Regions from separate parts of the Homo sapiens genome. Here all the other regions are linked to region 1. A link is a contact called in ENCODE Hi-C or POLR2A ChIA-PET data. All regions are on one chromosome and are shown on one strand. The core of a region is the stretch at or near the end of the contact, and the rest is flanking DNA. Distances in the headings are between cores, read along the strand shown. Region 1 overlaps WIPI2 (WD repeat domain, phosphoinositide interacting 2). Region 2 overlaps SNX8 (sorting nexin 8). Region 3 overlaps ICA1 (islet cell autoantigen 1). Region 4 holds the start of CHST12 (carbohydrate sulfotransferase 12). Region 5 holds the start of TTYH3 (tweety family member 3). Region 6 holds the start of AMZ1 (archaelysin family metallopeptidase 1). Region 7 overlaps AMZ1 (archaelysin family metallopeptidase 1).

Evidence for each region. Hi-C counts contacts between places; a loop is a spot of excess contacts on that map. ChIA-PET counts read pairs that join two places held with the same protein, here RNA polymerase II (POLR2A). Pooled maps may share reads with other maps.
Region 2: a loop to region 1 is called in a pooled map, with 6 times the contacts of the local background. The contact joins two enhancer-like sites. A Hi-C loop is called at or near these places in 2 of 37 single-sample maps with no recorded cell type and 2 of 50 pooled maps.
Region 3: a map with no recorded cell type shows a loop between it and region 1 (7-fold over the local background). The contact joins two enhancer-like sites. A Hi-C loop is called at or near these places in 1 of 37 single-sample maps with no recorded cell type and 2 of 50 pooled maps. POLR2A ChIA-PET finds 5 or more read pairs at or near these places in 1 of 52 experiments (K562).
Region 4: a loop to region 1 is called in a pooled map, with 7 times the contacts of the local background. The contact joins the promoter of CHST12 here to the enhancer-like site in region 1. A Hi-C loop is called at or near these places in 5 of 37 single-sample maps with no recorded cell type and 5 of 50 pooled maps.
Region 5: a loop to region 1 is called in a map with no recorded cell type, with 11 times the contacts of the local background. The contact joins the promoter of TTYH3 here to the enhancer-like site in region 1. A Hi-C loop is called at or near these places in 2 of 37 single-sample maps with no recorded cell type and 2 of 50 pooled maps.
Region 6: a map with no recorded cell type shows a loop between it and region 1 (8-fold over the local background). The contact joins the promoter of AMZ1 here to the enhancer-like site in region 1. A Hi-C loop is called at or near these places in 2 of 37 single-sample maps with no recorded cell type and 3 of 50 pooled maps. POLR2A ChIA-PET finds 5 or more read pairs at or near these places in 1 of 52 experiments (activated B cell).
Region 7: a map with no recorded cell type shows a loop between it and region 1 (6-fold over the local background). The contact joins two enhancer-like sites. A Hi-C loop is called at or near these places in 1 of 37 single-sample maps with no recorded cell type and 2 of 50 pooled maps.

Annotation. Positions count from the first base shown.
Region 1 is chr7:5,229,429-5,232,505 of GRCh38, forward strand. WIPI2 (WD repeat domain, phosphoinositide interacting 2) reads left to right here. Exons shown (of 13, transcript NM_015610.4): 12 at 180-310; 13 at 1,407-3,077. The coding sequence ends at 1,519. Among named protein-coding and RNA genes, the nearest start is that of WIPI2, 41 kb to the left of the region's middle. RefSeq lists an enhancer at 2,529-2,678. Within about 2 kb of position 1,828, at least 10 of the 41 ENCODE cell types and tissues checked have a DNase peak (open chromatin) inside an H3K27ac peak, as active enhancers do.
Region 2 is chr7:2,298,531-2,301,607 of GRCh38, forward strand. All of the region lies in intron 1 of SNX8 (sorting nexin 8), which reads right to left. Among named protein-coding and RNA genes, the nearest start is that of SNX8, 14 kb to the right of the region's middle. RefSeq lists enhancers at 2,664-2,713, 2,714-3,077. Within about 2 kb of position 1,466, at least 14 of the 41 ENCODE cell types and tissues checked have a DNase peak (open chromatin) inside an H3K27ac peak, as active enhancers do.
Region 3 is chr7:8,113,889-8,116,965 of GRCh38, forward strand. It overlaps ICA1 (islet cell autoantigen 1), which reads right to left. Exons shown (of 14, transcript NM_001136020.3): 14 at 1-156. The coding sequence ends at 35. Among named protein-coding and RNA genes, the nearest start is that of GLCCI1, 150 kb to the left of the region's middle. RefSeq lists enhancers at 355-454, 475-664. Within about 2 kb of position 1,828, at least 4 of the 41 ENCODE cell types and tissues checked have a DNase peak (open chromatin) inside an H3K27ac peak, as active enhancers do.
Region 4 is chr7:2,402,135-2,405,211 of GRCh38, forward strand. It overlaps CHST12 (carbohydrate sulfotransferase 12), which reads left to right and starts at 1,477. Exons shown (of 2, transcript NM_018641.5): 1 at 1,477-1,539. RefSeq lists an enhancer at 954-1,053 and silencers at 1,144-1,513, 1,604-1,773.
Region 5 is chr7:2,630,562-2,633,638 of GRCh38, forward strand. It overlaps TTYH3 (tweety family member 3), which reads left to right and starts at 1,425. Exons shown (of 14, transcript NM_025250.3): 1 at 1,425-1,717. The coding sequence starts at 1,595. RefSeq lists enhancers at 850-1,581, 2,314-3,046, 2,826-2,935 and a silencer at 1,366-1,775.
Region 6 is chr7:2,686,696-2,689,772 of GRCh38, forward strand. It overlaps AMZ1 (archaelysin family metallopeptidase 1), which reads left to right and starts at 1,507. Exons shown (of 7, transcript NM_001384743.1): 1 at 1,507-1,601. RefSeq lists an enhancer at 2,206-2,475.
Region 7 is chr7:2,708,227-2,711,303 of GRCh38, forward strand. It overlaps AMZ1 (archaelysin family metallopeptidase 1), which reads left to right. Exons shown (of 7, transcript NM_001384743.1): 4 at 362-490; 5 at 849-1,018; 6 at 1,414-1,590. Among named protein-coding and RNA genes, the nearest start is that of AMZ1, 22 kb to the left of the region's middle. RefSeq lists enhancers at 1,318-1,417, 1,337-2,032, 2,178-2,397, 2,408-2,457 and a silencer at 1,578-1,737. Within about 2 kb of position 1,430, at least 4 of the 41 ENCODE cell types and tissues checked have a DNase peak (open chromatin) inside an H3K27ac peak, as active enhancers do.

The sequences.
Region 1 (3,077 bases), core at 578-3,077:
CTCTTCATGTAAAAACGTGTGCAGATAGACGAGATTAAAGTTGCCACGGCGTGATGAATGCCTGGCGTCCTGTGTGGTGAGTGGTGTGCTGGCTCTGTTGCCGCAGGGCAGCCAGTGTGTACTGCCCGCAGGGCTGCCCTGTGTGGAGACGCTGAGCTGTGTCGCTTTCTTCCCTCCAGGCTGGACGGCAGTCTGGAAACGACCAATGAGATCTTGGACTCTGCCTCTCACGACTGCCCCTTAGTCACTCAGACATACGGCGCAGCTGCAGGAAAAGGTACTTACGTGCCTTCATCCCCAACGAGACTTGGTAAGGGGCGTGACGCAAACCTGGAAGGTAATTAGCCCCACAGCCCCGAGTGCTACTGCCTTCTGCTGGCTCCGGAGCCACCCCACCAGCTCCTCACTGGGAAAGATGGGGACTGGTTCTGAGAACATAAGCGAGGTTGGTAAATGGGTGTTCCCAAGGCCTCTCTCAAGGCTGAATTCAGTTTCGTTTCCTTTTTTTTTTTTTTTTTTAAAGGAGAGATGGGGTTTCCCTATGTTGCCCAGGGTGGTCTCAAACTCCTCCTGGGCTCAAGTGATTCTCCCGCCTCAGCCTCCCACAGTGCTGGGATTATAGGCATGAGCCACCGTACCAGGCTCATTTTCTCCGTTTTTAAAGAAAATGTCATCCTGGCTCAGGTGACTCTGGGGTCACGTGACTTGGGCCCAGACTGGCCACCTCTCAGCCAAGATACCACCCTGAAAAGTACTGCCAAGGGTTTTGCCTCAGTCTTTTCCCTCCCACCTTTTTCGTCCTTCAGCAAATCTGCATCGAGTACTGCCTTCATGCTGGGCCTGTGAAGTGCAGAAGCTGTAGGGGAATGAGGCCAATGGGCTCCCCTCCGGCGGCAGCACTAAGACCCATGCATGAGATCCTCCAGCCACAGCCTTGGCTATGTGAGCCACCTTCTTAAAAAAGCCAACTCGCACTCCAGTGGGAGAGCCTGTGGTTTTGCACCCACGCAGGGCTGTGCCTGCTCGCTGCCACTCCCATCTGTGAACCGGCACTTCCAGTTCATGAGCCCACCCTGAGAGTCTCCTAGTGTCATTTTTTTTCCTGGTGTTATTTTTGAGCTCTTAACCAGCTTGAGAGAGTTTGTGGCCCGTCCATGAGGGAGCCTCTGTTTACTGTGCAGGCATCATTTTGACATTTATGAATGTCAGAGAACAAATGACTTCATCTCGAGCTGCCTAAGGCTGCAAAGAGTTCATTAGAAAGCAATCAGAATTCAGAACGTCTTAGTACAGGCTTCAGTTTATAAATATACACCAGTGTTTCCAAAACACAGTCCTCAGTGTGTGTCATGGGGTCTGTGGTGTGTCCCCAGCCTTTGAAGGGTGACTTCGTCGTCTCTTTGCAGCCTACACAGACGACCTGGGTGCTGTGGGTGGCGCCTGCCTGGAGGACGAGGCCAGCGCCCTGCGCCTGGATGAGGACAGCGAGCACCCGCCCATGATTCTTCGGACTGACTGAACTTGACCTGTGACCTCTGACCCGGGGAGCAGAGAACACTGGCTTCACAGAGGACTTTGTGCATTGCTGCTATGAACTTTGACCTGAGTCGGGGGAGAGGATGGCAGAGACTTTATTAAAAAAAAAAAAAGATTGTAGTGGTAGTCTAACTCCATAACGCTGAGGAAATACATCATTTTCACTTCAGTGGCTTTTAAATCCTGCTTATGAATTTTAGCTTTTTGTTTGTTTGTTTTCTCTTTTTGCCAAAATTAACTGTTTGGTGAAGCCCGCAAAACCTCCTCGCTTTGCATGCATGAACGTGCCAAGCCAGCATAGGGGAGCTAGAAGCCACTTTCCAGCCACCTGCCGTTGGGTTTTTTCATATCTGTACATAATGCCGAGTGCGTAAGGAAACCGTGGCGTCGCGCACAGTGGGTCTGCTTGTCAAGGCCAGTTCTGCAGTGACAGGCCCAGGGGCTGCCCACCAGGTGTGCTGGGCAGACTTCAGCTGGGACAGAAGTCCGATCTCCCTAGGGCCCCACCTGGACCATTTTCCCTCCGTTTTATTTTGTTAATTAAATTCTTTCCAAATTGGATCGCTCTGGGATTTCTTCCATGGTGGACTTTTGTTTCTGATCTTGTTTTCCCTGTGGATATTGGAGGACAGCGAGGTTCTTTCTGATACTAAAAACCTTTCTTTCAGGCAGCAAATGAACTTGAAAGGTTGCCTGGACTCGCTGGAGCAAAGGAAAGCGATTTTGTTTGTATAATTAAATGATCTGTTCTTCTACTTCACTCTTCCTGTTGAAAAACTGTGTGATTTTTTTTTTTTTTTAAGTAAAGTTTGTAGCTCCTCCCATGCCCAGGAAAGCACAGAACTCAAGTGTGGTGGCCGTCTGAGCTGTCCTTTCGCTGGCCCCGCTGTCCGCAGGGGCTTCCTACCTGTGTGAGAGGTCGTAGCGGGAGACAGCAACAGAGAGTAGGCGGCTGGGCCACGTCCTTCACAGGGCGTCATGTGCCTTTCTATTTTCATCTTAGAAAATTTCCTCAGCAAACCGATGAGAGATTGTGGTTGCAAGCTTCAGTATTTGCCTCGCTTCCCTTCCCTTTTCATATTTACAGAATTAAAACAACCTCAAGTACCTCAGACTCTGCATTCCAAACCAAGGCACCCAGCAGCCAAAGTGTCGAGGGCATTTAAGTGGCATTAATGGCAGGAGAGATGGTTTTAGAATCTATGGAGTGGTGGAAGTTACGGATAGAAGGGAAAAGGCAAAAACTATTTACCCTGCCTTTGCAGGCTGGGGTTTTTGAACCGAGGAAGGCTGGGACGCCTGTTTCCAGATGGTTGTCATGGTCACGCTGGGCGAAGAGCTGGAGGGGAGTTGTCCCCTCAGCTGAGCGGCTGCGGTGAAATGCCCCAGTGTTCCTGGGTTGGCTTTACGGCAAACTAAATGCAGGGGACGCTGGAGTCCGACTCACCTACACCGGCTTCCTCCCAGCCGCTGGTGTGCGGCACACACAACATCTGCATTAGGCAGAGGTGCAAGTGGGCTGATTGAACTTTTCCTTCAAA
Region 2 (3,077 bases), core at 216-2,715, 2.9 Mb before region 1:
AGGTAATTTTTGTATTTTTAGTAGAGACGGGGTTTCACCATGTTGGCCAGGCTGGTCTCGAACTCCTAACCTCAGGTGATCCACCCGCCTCAGCCTCCCAAAGTGCTGGGATTACAGGCATGAGCCACCACACCCAACCTGGGTTTTGGTTTTGTTTTTGTTTTTTGTTTTTTGTTTTTGAGATGGAGTCTTGCTCTGTCCCCCAGCCTGGAGTGCAGTGGCACGATCTCAGCTCACTGCAACCTCCACCTCCCAGGTTCAAGAGATTCTCATACCTCAGCCTCCCGAGCAGCTGGGATTACAGGCACATGCTACCACGCCTAGCTAATTTTTTGGATTTTTGGTAGAGACAGGGTTTCGCCATGATGGCCAGGCTGGTCTCGAACTCCTGACCTCAAGTGATCCTCCCACCTCGGCCTCCTAAAGTGCTGGGATTACATGCGTGACCCACCATGCCTGGTCTGAGCTTTTCTTTTTTAATGGGCCTATACTCCTGATACCAAATTCCCAGATCAAACCACAGACAGAGCAAGCTGCTGACCAGGGTCAGGGCTCCCCAGAGAGCTAGGTTCCTCGATAGGACAACGGCATCTTGTTCTCATCAGGAACCAGACCACGCCTGAGGTTCCGTGGATGATTACAAACAGAGCACGGGCCATCCATCGCTGAGACCCAGGGAACTGCATATGAACCCCCCACGCACACCCACACACAAGCAGGACATGGGAGATGCAAGAGACCAGACCACAAAGGGGAAAAAAAAAATCACTGGTTCCACGTCACAAAACTGAAGTGTGGTGCTGGAAATACTCACCGCTCAGATGATTTCCTCTGACTCAAATCAGAGTCAAGGGACAAGCGGAGCCAGCCAAGGACATCAGAGCCATCCGTCCCACCAATCCCCCGGAACCCCCTTCTGAAAGGGCCCATTGGACTTCAGCTCATTCCTCAAAACACCTCTCGGGTCTCTCATTTCGGGAATGTTTATCTGAGGGGAGGCCCAGCGATTTGTTCCGGAGTTAAAAAGGAATACTATTTTAGCAAATTGGGGGAATCTTGGAATAACCTACCAAGTAGGAGTTTGGAGTTCCAAAAAGAGTCCTCGTCTCTGTTTAACTAAATGCCACCCATGCCTGGTTTCTTGCGTTTTCTTTTTTAACCCTCCTCCTGGCTGGTGGTTGGTTTGGTCTGAAAGTGACTCCGGTTTTTTTCTAGGGTCTCCTGACATGAAAGTGAAAAGATTCCAAAATATCTGACGGGGCTAAGTCTGTCTTGATCCTCATAGAGGCCAAATGGAGAAGAACCTTCATTGGCCACCAAATAAGGTCCCTCCAAGAAAATTCCAAGCAGTCAGCCAGCATAATGGGCCAAGTGAGATACAATTAAATCCATTTCAGCAAACCTTGATTGATCTATGGCAAGCACAGCAAGGAAGAAGGCGCACTTCCTTCTCCTGGCTGCCTTAAGGGTAGACAACAAGGAACGCAATTAATCAACCAGAAAATGTAACGCCTCAGAAGTCAGCAAGAACAAATTAGGAACTGTGAAAAATGTCACAGGAAGAGAAATATTTAGTCAGTTTTTCCCCCACGGCTAAATTTGCACTGAACACGAAGACCTAGTTTTCCATGCACAGAAGGCTGGACTCTCATCTGGTGTCTTACAGACCCCAAAACTCCAAGATTGGTTAACCAGGATGCTCAGATTATCTTAACGCGTTTAAGGGAACTCAGCCTGTGCCTCACAAAATTCAAGAAGTGATTTGTTTTTTCAGAGCTGACAATTCAAGGAGATTTTATGTTGAACTCAACTGGAAACAGACTGTCTACACCCAGTTGTCCAGAATGAACTAAATATTTTCAGTAGACACGTTGCAAAGCTTTCTCTCTTTTTTTTGGAGACAGAGTCTTGATCTGTTGTCACCTAGGCTGGAGTGCAGTGGCACGATCTTAGCTCACTGTAGCCTCAGTCTCTTGGGCTCAAGCGATCCTCCTGCCTCAGCCTCCCAAGTAACCGGAACTACAGACACGTACCACCATGCCTGGCTAATTTTTTCATTTTTTTGTAGAGAAAAGGTCTCGCTATGTAATGCCCAGGCTGGTCTTTTTTTCTTTTTTTTTTAAATTATTGAGACAGAGTTTCATTCTTGTCACCCAGGCTGGAGTGCAGTGGTGCAATCTTGGCTCCCTGCAACCTCCACCTCCTGGGTTCAAATGATTCTCCTGCCTCAGCCTCCCGAGTAGCTAGGATTATAGGCGCATGCCACCACGCCCAGCTAATTTTTGTATTTTTAGTAGAGACGGGGTTTCACCATGTTGGCCAGGCTGTTCTCGAACTCCTGACCTCAAATGATCTGTCTACCTTGGCCTCCCAAAGTGCTGGGATTACAGGCGTGAGTCACTGTGCCCAGCCCCTGTTGTGGAGCTTAAACCCAACCTCGAACGAGACAAGTAACCATTCTCCCACAAAATGACTTCAACACTCACAACAGGCATTCTGAATTTACATGCTCTTTCATTACGTCCTGTTTCCTAACTTTAAAGTGCATTCCTGTTCTGAAAAGATAAAAAGGACCTAGCACAATTGTCTAGGGTGTTATTTATGAGAAAGGTCTGTGCAACTATCTCCCTCTAAGGAAAACCATCTGAAGAGGGAAAGCTCCATGCCTACGAATGGCTGCTTAACGTGGCCAGACGCAAATCCAACAGAGACCCTCACAGGCCAGGCCACACTGCTCATGTCCCAGCTGCAGCCCCACACCTGGTGTGAATCCCAGCACCACCACCTATTGGCCGTGTGCTCATGGGCATATGAATACAAGGCAGGCCAGCCCCCAAATTCGGGCTTAGCCCAGAGGCTTCTAGGCTTTGTCTAGGAAGGAATTCAAGGCTGAGCCGATGGTGTTAGCAACTTTTATTGAAGCAGCAGCACGCACAGCAGCAACAGAGGTCCTGCTCCTTGCAGAGCAGAACCACCCCCTTACCAGGGCACCCAGAGCAGCAACTTAGAGGCAGTGTTGCACTCATATTTATACCTACTTTTAATTATATGCAAACTAAGGGGTGATTTATGCAGAA
Region 3 (3,077 bases), core at 578-3,077, 2.9 Mb after region 1:
GCGGCATGTGAGTGCCCTCCCGAAGGGTACAGATTCATGCATTGAGCAATTCGTGTTCTTTATCGGTTTTCCCAACAGCATCAGGATTTGAGAGTGGGTCGAGGTCAGCGAAGAGGCTGAACCAGGCAGTCAGGTCTGAGGCAGCCTTAGCAGGTTCTGGGGAGAGAAGAGGAAACATGAGCAAACGCACCTTCCAAATGTCCACCTCTGCCATGCGGGATGCAGGCAGGTCCAGGTCATCTTCAAATGCAGATTGTTCAATCAGACAAATCCCTTTGCACTCTCTCTGACAATAGTTAGGGAATTCCAACTCCCGTGGCTGGTTGGCCAGTTAACATTTCCAAACCAGGGCCTGAAGCTCCGAGAATAACAAGCTCTTGTGTTAACAAACTCCCACCTGCACCCCAACCCCACTAATGGCCATAGCCCATGAAAAGCTGATCAAACCCTCGGGCCCTGCCACTTCACCACAACCAGGAAATAGCATAGTTATTTCAGAAATCAGACTGAATGGCTGAGGAAGCAAGGGGCTTTCCACTGTCTGCTGGAGGAATCTTTTCAAATCTGCTGGGTCAGGAGAAATATTATGGCCACTCTTTCTACCCTTCAAAGCAACAGGCCCAAAAGTGTTTGGCGCCCAGGCCTGGCTTCTCCTCTTCTCTCAGGGTCACTGCCTTCTTCAATCCTTTCCTGTTAAAAGGAGGGCCCTGACATGCCTTCCCTTCTCCCAGGGGGTCAATTCCCCTCACTCTTCAGCCTCATTGGAATACTCCCTTCTGCTCTTCCACCTAAACACCTGCCCTAACTTCCTGAATACCACGATTATACAGCCAAATTATTTTCCAGATGAGGAGAACATTTTCAAAAGAGTGCCTCATGCAAGTGATTTCTAAATAAGATGAAGGCTTTGTTTAAAATACATAAATCATTCCACATGAGAATCTAAGTTCATTGGCTTGGATGACCTGTGTTTTTTTCTTCTCCAACAGGTGGGAGTGTCAGAAACATGAAGAAAACGTCTCTGATGGGTGATCCTTCTAGCTGAGAGCAGCTAGGAATGTGCTTGCCATCTGGCTGAAAAGAGTCTCAGGAAGTGTTGGTAGGACAAGTTGCTAAAAGTGGTTAGTGAGGGGATAGAGGCAATGGGATTATATCAGTATAAACAGGGCCTTTGATCCTTTCATCAAAATGGCACTGAAATGCTAAGATAGTGTACCGATCACTTTATACTTCGGATTCCCCTCCCTCTTTTTGTAAAAAAAGTCTTTTGTAGATATTAATGTATCTACATGTAAAAATCAGTGTATCTATGATGGTGAGAAAACTATATCAAGACTAGTGGGTAATATGCAAGTTATTACTATGTAACATTGAATTCCATGTGCAATTAGCCCTGGAATCATCTGGTTTATCTTGATATGAGTATCAGAGACAAGAGAGCTCACTGTAGCTTAGTTGGAGGGGGAGTGGGCAGGGTATTGCCTAAAAAAAGGCAATACTGATTTCGCTGGATTAGCCTATCTCTATTCTTGCTAGAGGATATCAAAATATCTTAAAGACGACTCTAGTGAAAAGATGCTACATGCTTGTTTCCCCTTCCTTCTAACCTCCTCAAGGGTCTTAGGAGGTCTTCTGAGCGTTCTCATGGCCTTGCCGTGAGGAGCCAGTGATTGTGCTTTGGGACAATCCTCACATTCCCCAGGCAGCCACTGTTGGAGACAAAGCAGGTGCAACTTATTTGCATAACACTTAAAAGAGCATCATGGGAACATTTTTTGATGATAATGGAGTACACACTTCCTTCAACTTCCTGTGGCCAACAAGAGAAAGTCAGTGATACCAAAGAAACAGAGCTAGAGCTGCAAACACAGATGATATCTTCAGTCGAGCAGAGGCTCCCTTGGGGGACCTGTCCCAAAAGAGAACAGATCTCATGAACTTGAAATGACCTCTTTTGACAACTATGAAACCTGGCCCTTTCTGAGGTGCACAAATTAAATGCCCTATTTGGTGGTGGCAATGGTATTTCTGGCTAAAAATAGCAAACCTCAGAGGCCTTTCATACCTTGGTATTTCCAACCAAACTTGGGGACCACCCAACCACATGTAGATATTTGACTCATCCACATTAGGTACAATTTGATAAAGGGAATTATGAATGAGGACATTAAGCCAGAAAAAGAAGTCAGAATGTAATTTCTGGGATTATGCGAAATTCTCCATCTCATAGCCCTGTCTTGAGCCCTAGATGTTCAAATGGAAATTAGCAAAGTAGTACAGAAAACAGGTTAGGCCACTGGAAAGGAAGGCAGCTGTCATTTCAGAGAGACAAAATGCTGTTATTACCTTTCACTGCAGGGCTGTTGTCATTTGGACTGCTTGTCTTTGGTACTGGCCATGGAGTAGGAGGGGGATTGACATTGCTCTCTGACCAGTCTAATATTCAAAACCAGAGCATATCAGATCTAGTGAAGAAGTCACATGGACCCACCAGTTGATGGCCACATCCGTGGTTGCCTCCGAATAAAAATAAGACATTTCTCCCATGTTCCTCATACTGGAATACATTTGAGGAGATAGGAGATATGCATCATCGAACCCAATCCAAAAATATGAAAAATGAAGGAAAAGGTTAGATTCTGAAAAGCAAATAAACTATTGCTATGGATAAGGCATCTTTGCTTTTTAGCTTTATTTATGCCCATTTTTCTTCTCAAGCACAATCGTTTCATGATCATACCAAAGATTATCAGTGGTGCTCTAAGGAAAGCAGGTGCCTTGTTTTTCTGTCACAAATGGGGAAAAGCTTAAAAAAGAGAACACCATTAAATGAAGCAATAGGACTAGTAACTGCACATCTTCTCGACTTCCAATATGATCCAGTCCTTTTATTTTCTACACAGCTAATTTAAATTGGGAGATTTAATTAATACAGATAAGTAAATAACAGTCCAGTCCAAATATATGAGGGGGAAAGAAATCCCTCGTTAACTTTATGCCCCCCATTACAATGGTATTTGGCTTGTGATATGGTTAGGCTTTGTGTCCCCACCCAAATCTCACCTTGAACTGTAATC
Region 4 (3,077 bases), core at 227-2,726, 2.8 Mb before region 1:
TCGGGAGTCCATCGGAGGGGGCCAACTAAAAATATCACGGATTGAAAAAGTTCTTGGGGTGGATGGTGGGGATGTGAAAGTGCTTAATGCCACTGCAGGGAGTGCTTAAAAATGGTTAAGATGGGCCGGGCGCGGCGGCTCACGCCTGTAATCCCAGCACTTTGGGAGGCCGAGGCGGGCGGATCACGAGGTCAGGAGTTCGAGACCATCCTGGCTAACACGGTGAAACCCCGTCTCTACTAAAAATACAAAAAATTAGCCGGGCGTGGTGGCGGGCGCCTGTAAGTCCCAGCTACCCGGGAGGCTGAGGCAGGAGAATGGCGTGAACCCGGGAGGCGGAGCTTGCAGTGAGCCGAGATCGGGCCACTGTATTCCAGCCTGGGCGACAGAGCGAGACTCTGTCTCAACAACAACAACAACGACAACAACAACAACAACAACAACAACAAAGGTTAAGATGGTAAATTTTATGTTCTATATATTTTACCATAATTTAAAAAAAAAATGACTGGGCCTGGCGCGGTGGCTCACGCCTGTAATCCCAGAGCTCTGGGAGGCTGAGGCAGGAGGATTGCTTGAGTCTAGGGGTTCAAGACCACCCTGGGCAACATAGTGAGACCCCCGTTTCTATTAAAAATTAAAAATTAGCCGGGTGTGGTGGCACCTGTCTGTAGTTCCATCTACTTGGGAGGCTGAGGTGGGAGGATGGCTTGAACCCAGGAGGTCGAGGCTGCAGTGAGCTGTGACTGCACCGCTGCACCCCATCCTGGACGACACGGTGAGATCCTGTCTCTAAAAAAATAAACAAACAAACACACAAAACTACATTGATGCCAAGAACAATTACTGCATGCTCACTATGCATTAGGCATCTTGCTAAGCTCTTTACCCGTGTCATCTCGTTTGTCTCACATACTCCCTGAAAGGTAGGGTCACTAACCTATTATATTTTACGGATTGGCGACAACCTCAGAGAGGTTAAGTCACTTGCCCAAGGTCACACAGCGAGTCTCAAGCCCCAGCCGGTGAGCATCACGATCCTTTGCCAATGAGCCGATGCTCGAGAAAGGGTCGGATAGACAACAGGCACTGCATAAAGGTTGGTTAACGGGATCGTGTTTGGCTGCAACGTGGAGCTCCCGGGTCGAACGGCGAGACAGCTGCGCGTCCCCGAGCCGCCGCGCGCCCGGTCCGCCGGGGCGGAGTCAACGCCGCGGATTGGCTGCTGAGAAAGGGGCGTGGCTCGTGGCGGCCGGTGGGCGGAGTCGATCTCTGGCCGTAAATACGGCGCCACATGGCACTGGCTCGCGAGGGCGGGGGCGGGCGGGCTGGCCGGGCGCAGGCGCGCTGAGGGCGGGCGCCCCTCGGCCTCCGTGGCCCCTCCGGCGGCCGCGACGTCTCGCGAGAAGACGACCGGTAGGAGGGGCTCCTGCGCCGGGGGCGGGGCCGGCGAGGGCTGCCTCTGGGGGGTCCGCTAGTCGCGGGGCGGCGGCGGCGGCTGCGGGCGCGAGGTGAGGGGCGCGAGGTGAGGGTCGCGAGGTGAGGGGCGCGGCGGGCGGCGGGCTCGGGGCGCGGTCTCCCTCTCTCTCGGCCAGTGCTGGGCTCCCAGGGCCCGGGCGGGGGTCCCGGGCCGCGCTGAGGGGCGCGGGTCGGCTCTCCTTAACCTGGCCTGGCGGGCGCGGCTTGGGCCTGGGTTCGAGTTCCCGCGCCGGCGCGCAGTGTGACCTTGGCCCTGCGCGCGCCCTCTCTGAGCCCCGCTCGTCGTCCTCGGCCAGGGGGACCCAGCCCTGGGGCCCTGATCAGCGCGTTCTGCGGCTCCTCGGGGTCTGGACGAGAAATCTGTGGTTCTGATTCAGCGACAGCAGAGGCTGCAGCGGCCCCGCCGGCCCCCAGGAGTCCCCCTGCCCGGCATCAGCCTCTGCCGCCCGGCAGGGGTAGGACCAATTCCCGGGCTTGGAGTTCCAGGATCCCCAGCTCCCGAGGGCCCCCGTGTGCCTGCTGTCACCTGAACGGGGCTCCCCGGCCCCGCCGACCGCAGCCCTGGAGCCTGCAGACGCCAGCAGCACCGGCAGGTCGCTCAGGGTATCCCTTAAATGACCTCTCACTCCAGAAGCCGCAGCCCTGCCCCTCTGGGAGAGGAAACCGTGCATTTAGTCCGGGAACAGTGGGACTTAGACCTCCTCTGCGGGCTCCCGGCCACCGAGACACCGCCGGCAAAGCCTTGGCTCGGGCAGAGGCTCCGTCTGGCAGGCAGCACAACAAGCCATAGTGTTTCCAGCATTATTAAATTATTTAGTTCATAAGCGGGGCTGTGGGGACTCGGAAGCCCCGGGGTGAATAGGAATGTGAGTTGCAGGCGCGGTGCTGGACGCAGTACATCTTCCAGGACACCAGGCCCTACGGTGCTGTTCCCGGCTGTGGGTGGTTGGGGACAGCTCAGCGGGTCCCCCACTTACCCCCACGCGGGGACCCGGGTTAGCCCCTCACCGTGAGCATCTGGTGTTGGGAGTCAGGGCTGGTGTCTGAGTGAGGATGGAGAGAAAACAGGGGTAATGAGGAGATTGCTACACGAAGGTGCAACGCTTGAGATCTGAAAGAGCACCTGCCTGGAATGGCATAGATGTTTGATTTCCCTGCAAAGGAGTTTATGGGACTTTGGGCTGACGCTTTGGGGCCAGCAGTAACTGTCTGCTGTCACTCAGCTGACTCCAGCTTTATTATCAAACCTCCAATCGAGTGCAAGATGCTAAGCTGGGGTAGATGCCGGTAATAGCGTGGGCCTTGCCCTGGGAGCTCACGGCCAGCCTGGCTACAACTGTGTGGAGTTGAGACTGTGGTGCAGGCGTTAACAGAATGTGGCGACATTTTCCGACATTTTCCACAGTGGAGAGGACCTATGAATTGGGGCGTTTGGAGGCAAAGGGCATGCAGAGATGTGGAAGTGAAAGTGATGTTTGGGGGAGATGGTGGGTCGCCGTGTTCTTGATGAAGTGGGGTTTGAGGATTGGGTTGGAAGCTAAGACTGGAAGGCCGGGCGAGGTGGCTCGTGACTGTAATCCCAGCACTTTGGGAGGCAG
Region 5 (3,077 bases), core at 175-2,674, 2.6 Mb before region 1:
ATGCACCCACTGCCCTAGAGTGCGGAGGGAGGCGTGCACCTGGGCCCAAGCACGCACTATGTCCATCCTCCTGGCTCTGGCAGCTCCCATCTCCCCTTTAGCAAAGGAGGAGGCACAGGCATGGGGAGGCCCTGTTAGGAAATTTGGCTGTGTGGCTCCAAAGCCCATGATGGGCCCTCTCTGGCAGGTGCCTGAATTTTTAGGCCCCAGGACACCAGAACAGGGCACCGTCTTCATCTTAGGTCTTGACAAAAGACTCAACCTTCCCCAGAGGGAAGGCCGGATGGGGACTGAATCTACCTGCGGATCCACTTAACACTCGTACCTTTTTAAAAAAAATTTTTTTTATTTTTGAGATGGAGTCTCACTCTGTTGCCCAGGTTGGAGTGCAGTGGCGCAATCTCCACTCACCGCAACCTCCATCTCGCAGGTCCAAGCAATTCTCCTCCCTCAGCTTCCAGAGTAACTGGGATTACAGGCGCCCGCCACCACGCCTGGCTAATTTTTGTATTTTTAGTAGAGACGGGGTTTCACCATTTTGGCCAGGCTGGTCTCGAACTCCTGACCTCAGGTGATCCGCCTGCCTCGGCCTCCCAAAGTGCTGGGATTACAGGCATGAACCACCACCACGCCCTGCCAACACTCGTAGCTTTATCATCCCCTTTTACAGACAAGGACACCGATGCACAGAGTGGTTAAGTAACTTGCCCCAGATCACACAGCTCTAGGTGCCCCAGCCAGGCCCTGAATCCAGATCATGTCCATTGTACAGATAGGCCACTCGGTGCCTTGCTGGGCGCTGCGGGCTGTGGGCTGTTGTGTGTGCAATGGGGAGGCCAAGACCAGCCCAGCCCACCAGGCCGGACCCTCGAGTCAAATAAGAAACATGCAAAGATCCAAACGAAGAGCGAATTCATGGAATGAAGCGCAGCTGCATATGCAGCCAGGGTTCCAGCCCCCACGGCCACGTGGAAAGACTGGCTGGCCCGGGTCTTACAGCGCTGAGGGTCGGTCTTCCAGCGCCTTAGGGGCCAGGCGTCCCTCCAAGAAGGCGAGGAAGTAGGCGGAGCTTCTGCCGGCGGACTAATGACGGTACAGAGGCGGGGCCGAAGGGCGGGGACACGTGGAGGGGCGGGGCCATTGGGTAATGGGCGGGGATGCGAGTGGAGGGGCAAAACCATCAGGTAAAAGGACCAATAGAGGTTCAGGAGCGAGTGGGCGGGGCACGCTGTGGGGCGGGATCGGCGGGGGATAGACCAATGGTGGGTAAGAGGCGGGACAGAGGGCGGGGCGCGCGGGGGCTGGGCTGGCGGGAGGCGGGCCAATGGAGGCTCGGGGGCGGGGCCGGCGGGCGGACGGGCGGGGGTGCGGAGGGGGCGGCGGCGGCGGCGGCGAACAAAGAGGCGGCGGGCGCGGGCGGCCGAGCGGAGCCGAGCGCAGCCGAGCCGGGCCGAGCCGGGCCGGGCCGGGCCCAGGAGCGCGCGGATGATGCGGGCGGCCAGGCGGGGGTCGACGGGTCCCTGAAGCCCGCGCCCCGGGCCAGCAAGGGAGCCCCGCGCAGGCCGCGCGCATCCGGAGGCGGCCGGGCCCCGCCATGGCCGGGGTCAGCTACGCGGCGCCCTGGTGGGTGAGCCTCCTGCACCGGCTGCCCCACTTCGACCTGAGCTGGGAGGCCACTAGCAGCCAGTTCCGGCCCGAGGACACCGACTACCAGCAGGTGACATGGGCCTCTCGGGGTCGCGGGGTCAGGGACCCCAGGTCACGGCCCCCTCCTCTCCCAGGGTCACGGCCCCCATCCCCGAGGGCCTAAAGACCCCTCATCCCCCCCTCCAGGGTCACGGCCACCTCCTCCTCGCAGGTACCGGCCTCCTTCCTTCTCGAGGGTCCCTTCTGAGTCCTAGGACCCTTTCTTCCAGGGTCATGGCCTCCTCCTCAAAGGTCTAAATACCCTCCAACCCCCAGTGAGGGTCCACGGCCCCCCTCCCGATTCTGGCCTTCCCTTCTGGTGTCACTAAGGCCCCTGGGTTTCATGGAGCTGCCTCTCCCCACTCCGTGAGCCCCCTTGGCCAGTGGAGGGCCTCTCCACCATCACTGTTGGCGGCCTGGTGCTGTGTCCCAGCAGAGACCCCTCCCCAGATGACCCCCAGGCTCTGAGATCAGAGCGGGTGCCTGAGCACATTGGGTGCAGGCAGGCAGAGACTCCTCGCCCACTCACCCCCGACTGGGGAATCCCACTGCCAGGCTTCCAGTGGGTGAATGGCCTGGGCCGCCGCCAGCCCTCTGTGGCCGGTAATGACCCCCTGCTTGGCGGTCAGGCTGTGGGATGTACACAGGGTGCCGTGTGTGGCCGTGGGAGACCAGGCTGCCTGTAGCCCCCGGGGGAGGGAGGCCCGGCGGCCAGGAAGCACCGTGGGCCTCAGGCAGGGAGGCTGGAAGCGGCTGAGCCCAGGCAGACCTGGGGGGCGGCTGGGGGCCCTTTGCAGCCCTCTCCCAGGGGAGCCCTTAGCCTGGCATCATGCCAGGCCCCAGCACCACCCCCATCGCCAAGCTACTGTCATTTGAGTGCGGGGCAGGGGACCAAGCTGTGGGCATTTCCTTCCTGCCTAGAGATCCGGATTCCAGAAGCCCCGTGACCAGGGTCCCTGGTCACCCGGAGTTTCTCTCTGGACGGATCATGGCAGAGCCCCATGGTGGGGTGGGGATGGCTTTGCTTATCAAAATGGCTTGGGAATCCGGTATTCCGCGGGCAGCCTAGCACCTGGACTCTTCAGAACTGCGTTGTCTGTGGCCTCCCGCATCCAGAGGAGGGAGGCGGAAGTGGAGGAGCAGGGCACCTGGGAGCCCACTGCTCCCAGCCTCGCGCTCACTTGCACCCAGGCCCCCCAGCCGAGCCGATGACGTTTCCTAACAGATGAGGAAGGGGGCGAGGGATCGGCCCAGGCACGCCCAGACACAGCAGGGAGGAGGGAGGCGGAAGGATTGGTATAAAATCTCACGCCTGCGTTCTAGAAGCCCAGCCCTGGGGGACCGTTCAGTGTGGGGGCAATGCACATTCAGGAACTTCTGGAACTTATTCC
Region 6 (3,077 bases), core at 257-2,756, 2.5 Mb before region 1:
GTGTTGTGTTGTTTTTCTCTCTCTCTCTTTTTTTTTTGAAACAAAGTCTTGCTTTGTCACCCAGGCTGGAGTGCAGTGGCATAATCTCGGCTCACTGCAACCTCCGCCTCCCGGGTTCAAGTGATTCTCCTGCTTCAGCCTCCCGAGTAGCTGGGACTATAGGCACCAGCCACCACGCCCAGCTAATTTTTTTATTTTTAATAGAGACGGGGTTTGACCATACTGGCCAGGCCGGTCTTGAACTCCTGACCTTGTGATCTGTCTGCCTCAGCCTCCCAAAGTGCTGGGATTACAGGCATGAGCCACCACGCCCAGCCGTGTTATTTCTTAAGGCTTAAAAAAATTCTTTGAGGCTGGGTGTGGTGGCTCACGCCTGTACTCCCAGCACTTTGAGAGGCTGAGGCGGGTGTATCATGAGGTCAAGAGTTTGATACCAGCCTGGCCAAGAAGGTGAAACCCCATCTCTATTAAAAATACAAAAATTAGCTGGACACAATGATGGGTACCTATAATCCCCACTACTCAGGCGGCTGAGGCAGAAGAATGACTTGAACCCCGGAGGTGGAGGTTGCAGTGAGCCCAGATTGCACCATTACACTCCAGCCTGGGCGACAGAGCGAGACTCCATCTAAAAAAAAAAAAAAATTCTTTGCACTGGTGTGGGACGATGGTGACGAATCCCTCAGCCATCTGTGGGGCGCTGCTGAGGGCGTGGGGGGCATTTCTGCACGGTGAAGCAGAGCTGGTGGGAGGCTGCCCGAGGGAAGCTGGTGCTGGGAGGGTTTGCAGAGAGGAAAAGGGCAGTTTATGGAAAAGGCCTCTGGGCTCTGTCTGGAGCCGTCATGCCGGCCTTCACGGCATCCTTCCGCACTTAGAGTCCTTTCCATCTCCTGGTGGCTGGCACAGGGCCAGGGCTGCACTCACAGCTGGCCAGGGTAGGGCAGGGCGCCCGTCCTCAGGGCCACTGACTGTAGGGCTAACCTAGGGGCCTGGTTCACCCCTCTCACCTGGGGCTTCGCTGATAAGCCTGGTTCACCTCCTCACCTGGTGGCCTCGTTCACCCCCTCACCTGGCGCCTTGCCTGATAGCCTGGTTCACCCCTCTCACCTGGGGCCTCTCCTGGTGGCCTGGTTCCCCTTCCTCACCTCGTGGCGCTGGTTCACCCCTCTCACCTGGGGCCTTAACTGGTGGCCTGGTTCACCTCTTCACCTGGCGCCTTGCAGAGTAGCCGGGTTTACTCCTCTCACCTGGGGAGGCACGAACTGGCCCGGGCTGACTGACCTCCCTCACCTGTTTGGCTTTAGGCTCTGGGGCCCCCCTGCCCGGGTGTTTCTGGGAGGCTGGAGGGTCCCACGTGAGCTCCACCGCGGGCAGCTGGAGGGAGTGGGGCAGGACGCTGAGCGCCGGGAGGGGTGTGGCCCTCCTGTCCTGCCCGCGGCCCCACACCGGCCCCAGTCCCGCCCGCCTCGGTCCCTGCCCCGCGCGCCGACGTCACCGGGACCTCCCGATCCTCCCGGCCCAGGCCGAGCTGCCCACGCTGCTGCCCGGGGCTCGGTGCCCGGCGCGGCCTCTGCCGGCTCCGGCGGGCGCGGGACTGCGAGGTAGGGGGGCGCGCGGGGAAGACTCGGGGGCGCAGGGACCGAGAGGGACCTCCGTGCCGGGGCGGGTGGGTAGGGGCAGCTCCGGGTCCAGCCCGGCCCGCGCACCAAGTCCCGAGGGCGCCCGGGCGGCGGCGGCTACGGGCGCGCGGGGACCGCGGAGACGCGAAGGGCGCACTTGGCGAGGGTTTGGTGCAGCGCCGCGCCGGGGTCCGCACAGCCCCGGCAGGTCCTGCAGAGGGAAGGCCGGGCCAGGGAAGGGCCACGCGCCCCCTCCCCGCCATCCTCTCCCAGGCCAGGGCGACCTGCGCGCTTCCCGATGGGAGCAAACTGGGGACGGGTCGGGAATCCAGGGCCAAGCGCCCGAAAGAAGGCGTTTCCGGGCTGGGGCGAGCCAGGTGGGTGCGGGACGTCCCCGGGGAACCTCCAGGGCGCCGAGAATCTCGTCGTGCCCAGGGCTCCCCGCAGCCTGTGTATGAGCCGGGGAGGGAGAAGGCTTCCTCCCCCAGGAGACTGAGGGAGAAGGCTGTGGATATGATCCCTGCAGGGATGTAAGACAGGTCTCAAAACCAGAAAAGCAAGGGAGGGGTGACAGAGAAATGGCAAACTTTACAAAGGACAGGGGAGGGCAGGGACCTGGGTCCTTTCTGCCCCCATCACGGGAGGGAAACACTTGGCAGAGGAGTTTGGGGTTCGCAGGTGAGGAGAGAGAACAGGAAGCCAAGAGTCTGGCCCGGAGGCCACTACCCCTGCGGTCTAAGCCCCCGGTTTTCCCTCCTAGCGAATGGAAACTGAGAGGTGAGAAACCCCCAAAACCATCCGTCCGTCTGGTTCTGCCTGAAGGTCTCCGCTGTCAGCTAATGAATAGCTCGATGCAGCTGCTGGGAGGTTTTGCAAAGCGCATTCAGAATAGCGAGAATCAGAGCATGGTTTCTTGCCCAAAGGCCAGGCATCTGCGTGGTCAGATGGGGGAGCATGAGTGCCCGGAGCTGTGCGGTTTAGGGCAGCCTGACCTTGGATACCTGGTTACTGGGCCAGTCTGGCGGCCCTTGTTGCTTAGAGCGGCAGAACCTCCCTGGGGGGGGGATGCGGACGTGCTCTTTTCCAGTCTTTGGACAAAAAAAGGCAAGGGGAGGAGGAAGGAGAAGCGTCTGAGTTTACCCATGGTATTAATAGCAGCAGGGCTGGAACTCGGGTGCTCTGGGAGAGGAGACGTCCTACCCCCTGTCCCCGTCAGAACATCCCTGCTCCAGGAGCAGCTGGGGTTCCAGTGTGAAGCGTGGCTTTGAAACCAGGCCCCGCTGGCCCCCAGCTGTGTCGCCAGGGCCAAGTCACTTAACGTCTGAGCCTCAGTTTCCCCACCTGAAACACCGCAGTGGCACCTGCGGCTCCGTGTGTGGCTTGGAGGACGCAGGCATGAGACCTGTTGGCTGCTGTCATGACTGCAGTTAGCAGAGGAGGGGGACACACTGTGACAGG
Region 7 (3,077 bases), core at 180-2,679, 2.5 Mb before region 1:
TCACAGGTCCCAGGGCTGAGACGTGGACTCTCTGGGGCTGTCGCTCAGCTGCTGAGGTGGCTTCTCCTTCCTGGGGCTGCAAGCGCCAGTCTTGTTGGCCCGGCTGCCTCTCCAGCGTCCCCACTGGGCTGTCCATGGCCTTTGACTTACCATGTCCTGATCTCCAAATGGCCCTGGCTGTCACTCCACATCATGCAGTACTGTGTGCCCTCAGGTCACACCAAACGCTGGTGGCCCACACCTGACTTGGGAAGGGGCAGGGCCCAGGCAGAGGAAGAGGATGACGGGGTGCCAGCCTGAGCCTGGAAGATGGGGGTCCCCGGCTGCCTCCTGACCCCATCCTCTGGCCCTCTCCCCGCAGACGGCATCCTGTCCTTCTTGAAGAACAACAAGCCAGGGGACGCGCTGTGTGTGCTGGGCCTCACACTGTCTGACCTGTACCCCCATGAGGCCTGGAGCTTCACCTTCAGCAAGTTCCTTCCAGGGCACGGTGAGCCGGGGCCCCAGCAGCTGTGCGTGGGGGGTAGCCTGGCATGGGGCTGTGGCCTCCGTGGCTGCAGGGCACCCTCTTTGCTTTTGCTTCAAGCACCCTCCTGGTGGAAGTCAACACCTGTGCATGGGAATAGATGGCCCCTTCCAGCTCCTCCTGAGGAATGGCATAGGGGCTGTTCCTCAGCTGTGGCGTCTGCCCCAGGGCCCAACTTCATGTGGGCAGGACAGGGCCTCCCAGGACTGGTATGTCTTTGGGCCATGGCCAGCTTGCATGAGAGCATGAGGTGGGTTTGACGGTGGGCCCCCCAGAGCCAAGGCTGACCCCTGAGAGTGCCCTTCTCTCCATCTCTCTCCAGAAGTGGGCGTCTGCAGCTTCGCCCGGTTCTCAGGGGAATTCCCGAAGTCGGGGCCCAGCGCCCCTGATCTGGCCCTGGTAGAGGCAGCAGCAGACGGCCCCGAGGCCCCCCTGCAGGACAGGGGCTGGGCCCTGTGCTTCAGTGCCCTGGGGATGGTTCAGTGCTGCAAGGTGGGTGGGGGCTCTGGGGCTGGTAAGAGGGGACAGGAGGGTGCTGTCTGAGCCCTTGGTGCCTCGGTCTGTTACACTGCCCCATCCTCACAGTGAAGTGGATGGACCCCTAACTCTATGGAATGAGGAAAGCAAGGCTACACAGCTATGAAGCAGCAGGGGAGGGATTAGAGCCCCAAGCCCCTATCCTGTGTGGCCTCCCACCCTGACTCACCTTTCCCCTGGGGCCCTGAAAGTGGCCTGTGCCGCCTGGGGCAGGGGGAGGGCGCCTGGACCACCTCCCGGCCATCTGGCCTCACCCAGGTCCTCATTTTGGTCCTGCTGGGGCTGCCTGGGGATCTGCCGGATGCAGGGGCAAGGCAGTGAGGCAAGGTGCTTGGTGGCCTTCCCCCCAGGTCACGTGCCACGAGCTCTGCCACCTTCTGGGCCTGGGGAACTGCCGCTGGCTCCGCTGCCTCATGCAGGGTGCGCTCAGCCTGGACGAGGCCCTGCGGCGGCCCCTGGACCTCTGTCCCATCTGCCTGAGGAAGCTGCAGCATGTCCTGGGTTTCAGGCTCATCGAGAGGTACCAGGTGAGTGGCTGAGTTGCGCTGCCCGGCTGCTGGGACCTGCGCTCCGGAGGCCCGCGAGCGCCGCCTGGAGGCTACGCAGGGCATGGGGACCGCACACAGGCTTTGTCAACTGCCGGGTTCCAGGCAGTGCAGAGCCCTGGGACCTGCGCTGGGGTTGAGCTCCATCCGGATCTCACTGGCAGTAGATCGAGTCCTGCCAGGGCCCGCGTGTGGTGGCTGTGACTGGGAGGTTGCAGCGGGGTCGAGTGGGGACGAGGGCTTTTCTCCCTCTGTCAGGAAGAGCTGGCATTGGAGCCCAGCCGGCGGGTGGCACGGTCTTCCCAGGGTAACTTTCTCTTTGCTTTCCCGTCACCCACACTTGGGTCACTGCTGCTCAGAGGAGGCACAGGCCCCTTGCGAGGAGGTGGGAGCTGACACAACAAGGCTTGTTGGAGGTGGCCTCCATTCCTAACTCCCTCTGTCGCCTGGGTGGGGTTGCCGAGCAAAGGGCTCGTCCGTATTCATGGACATTTGTTTGCAAGCTCAAAAGCTTTACTCTGAGTTCTGAGTGCAAAGGCAGGTGGTGGTAATTTTTCTTCAAACCCAGCTTTGGACTACAACCAGTTATAAGGTGCTCACTGCGTACAGGCACCAGAGCAGTCAATGAAACCGCGCTGGAAAGCCCCTGCATCCTCCTCCCGCCCGTTGAGGCAAGTGGGGGTGTGGTTCCCGGACCGAGCCTGTCAGAATCCCCTGCAGGGCCTAGCTGGGCCCTCCTTCCTTCTGGGGTAGAGTGAGGAGCTGTATCTTGCAGGGTCCTGGGTGACACTGAACTAGAGGCCGTGGCATTTCTAGCTCACAGTGCTGGAATCTCTCTGCAGGGATCCTCTCTGAAGACTCTGGCAGTCAAGGGAAGGTGAAGGGGGCACAGAGGAAACAGCTTTTCCAAGTGTAAGGAGAAGAGCCTGTGACTTGGGGGGAACCCAGGCGCAGCCATGGCTGAGGGTAGGAGCATCTCCCGAGGGTACAGGTGGCGTGATGGCTGGTCAGCACCTGGTGATGCCTTGTAAAGGTTGCTGCTGCCAGCTGTGCCCCGTCAAGGGGCAGCTCTTAGTACCTTCCTGAGGCTGTGTAACAGGCACAGGGGCAGCTTGGTCTGCAGAAAGGGTTGAGAGCTCTCATTTGATGCCTTCACCTGGGGTCTTGTGCAACCATCTGACATGAACTTTTAGAAAGTGTATGCCCCTCCCTACACGTGCTGACCTGGCATAGCCTGGATCCACCTGGATCTGAGCTGGAGGGTGTAGCTCCTCCTCCTGCCCAGAGCTCTCTCCGTTCCGTGAGCACCATCTCCTGAGGCTGTGGAGGGAAGAGGGCCAGGGCAAAGGCACTCCAGGGTGGCCTGGCCCTCCTGGCTGTTGTAGGGAGGGCAGTGGTGTGGATGTGAGGTCACCTGCTGTCCCAGGGCTTGGGGAGGTGCTGGAGAGCTGACCAAGGGCCTGGCCAGA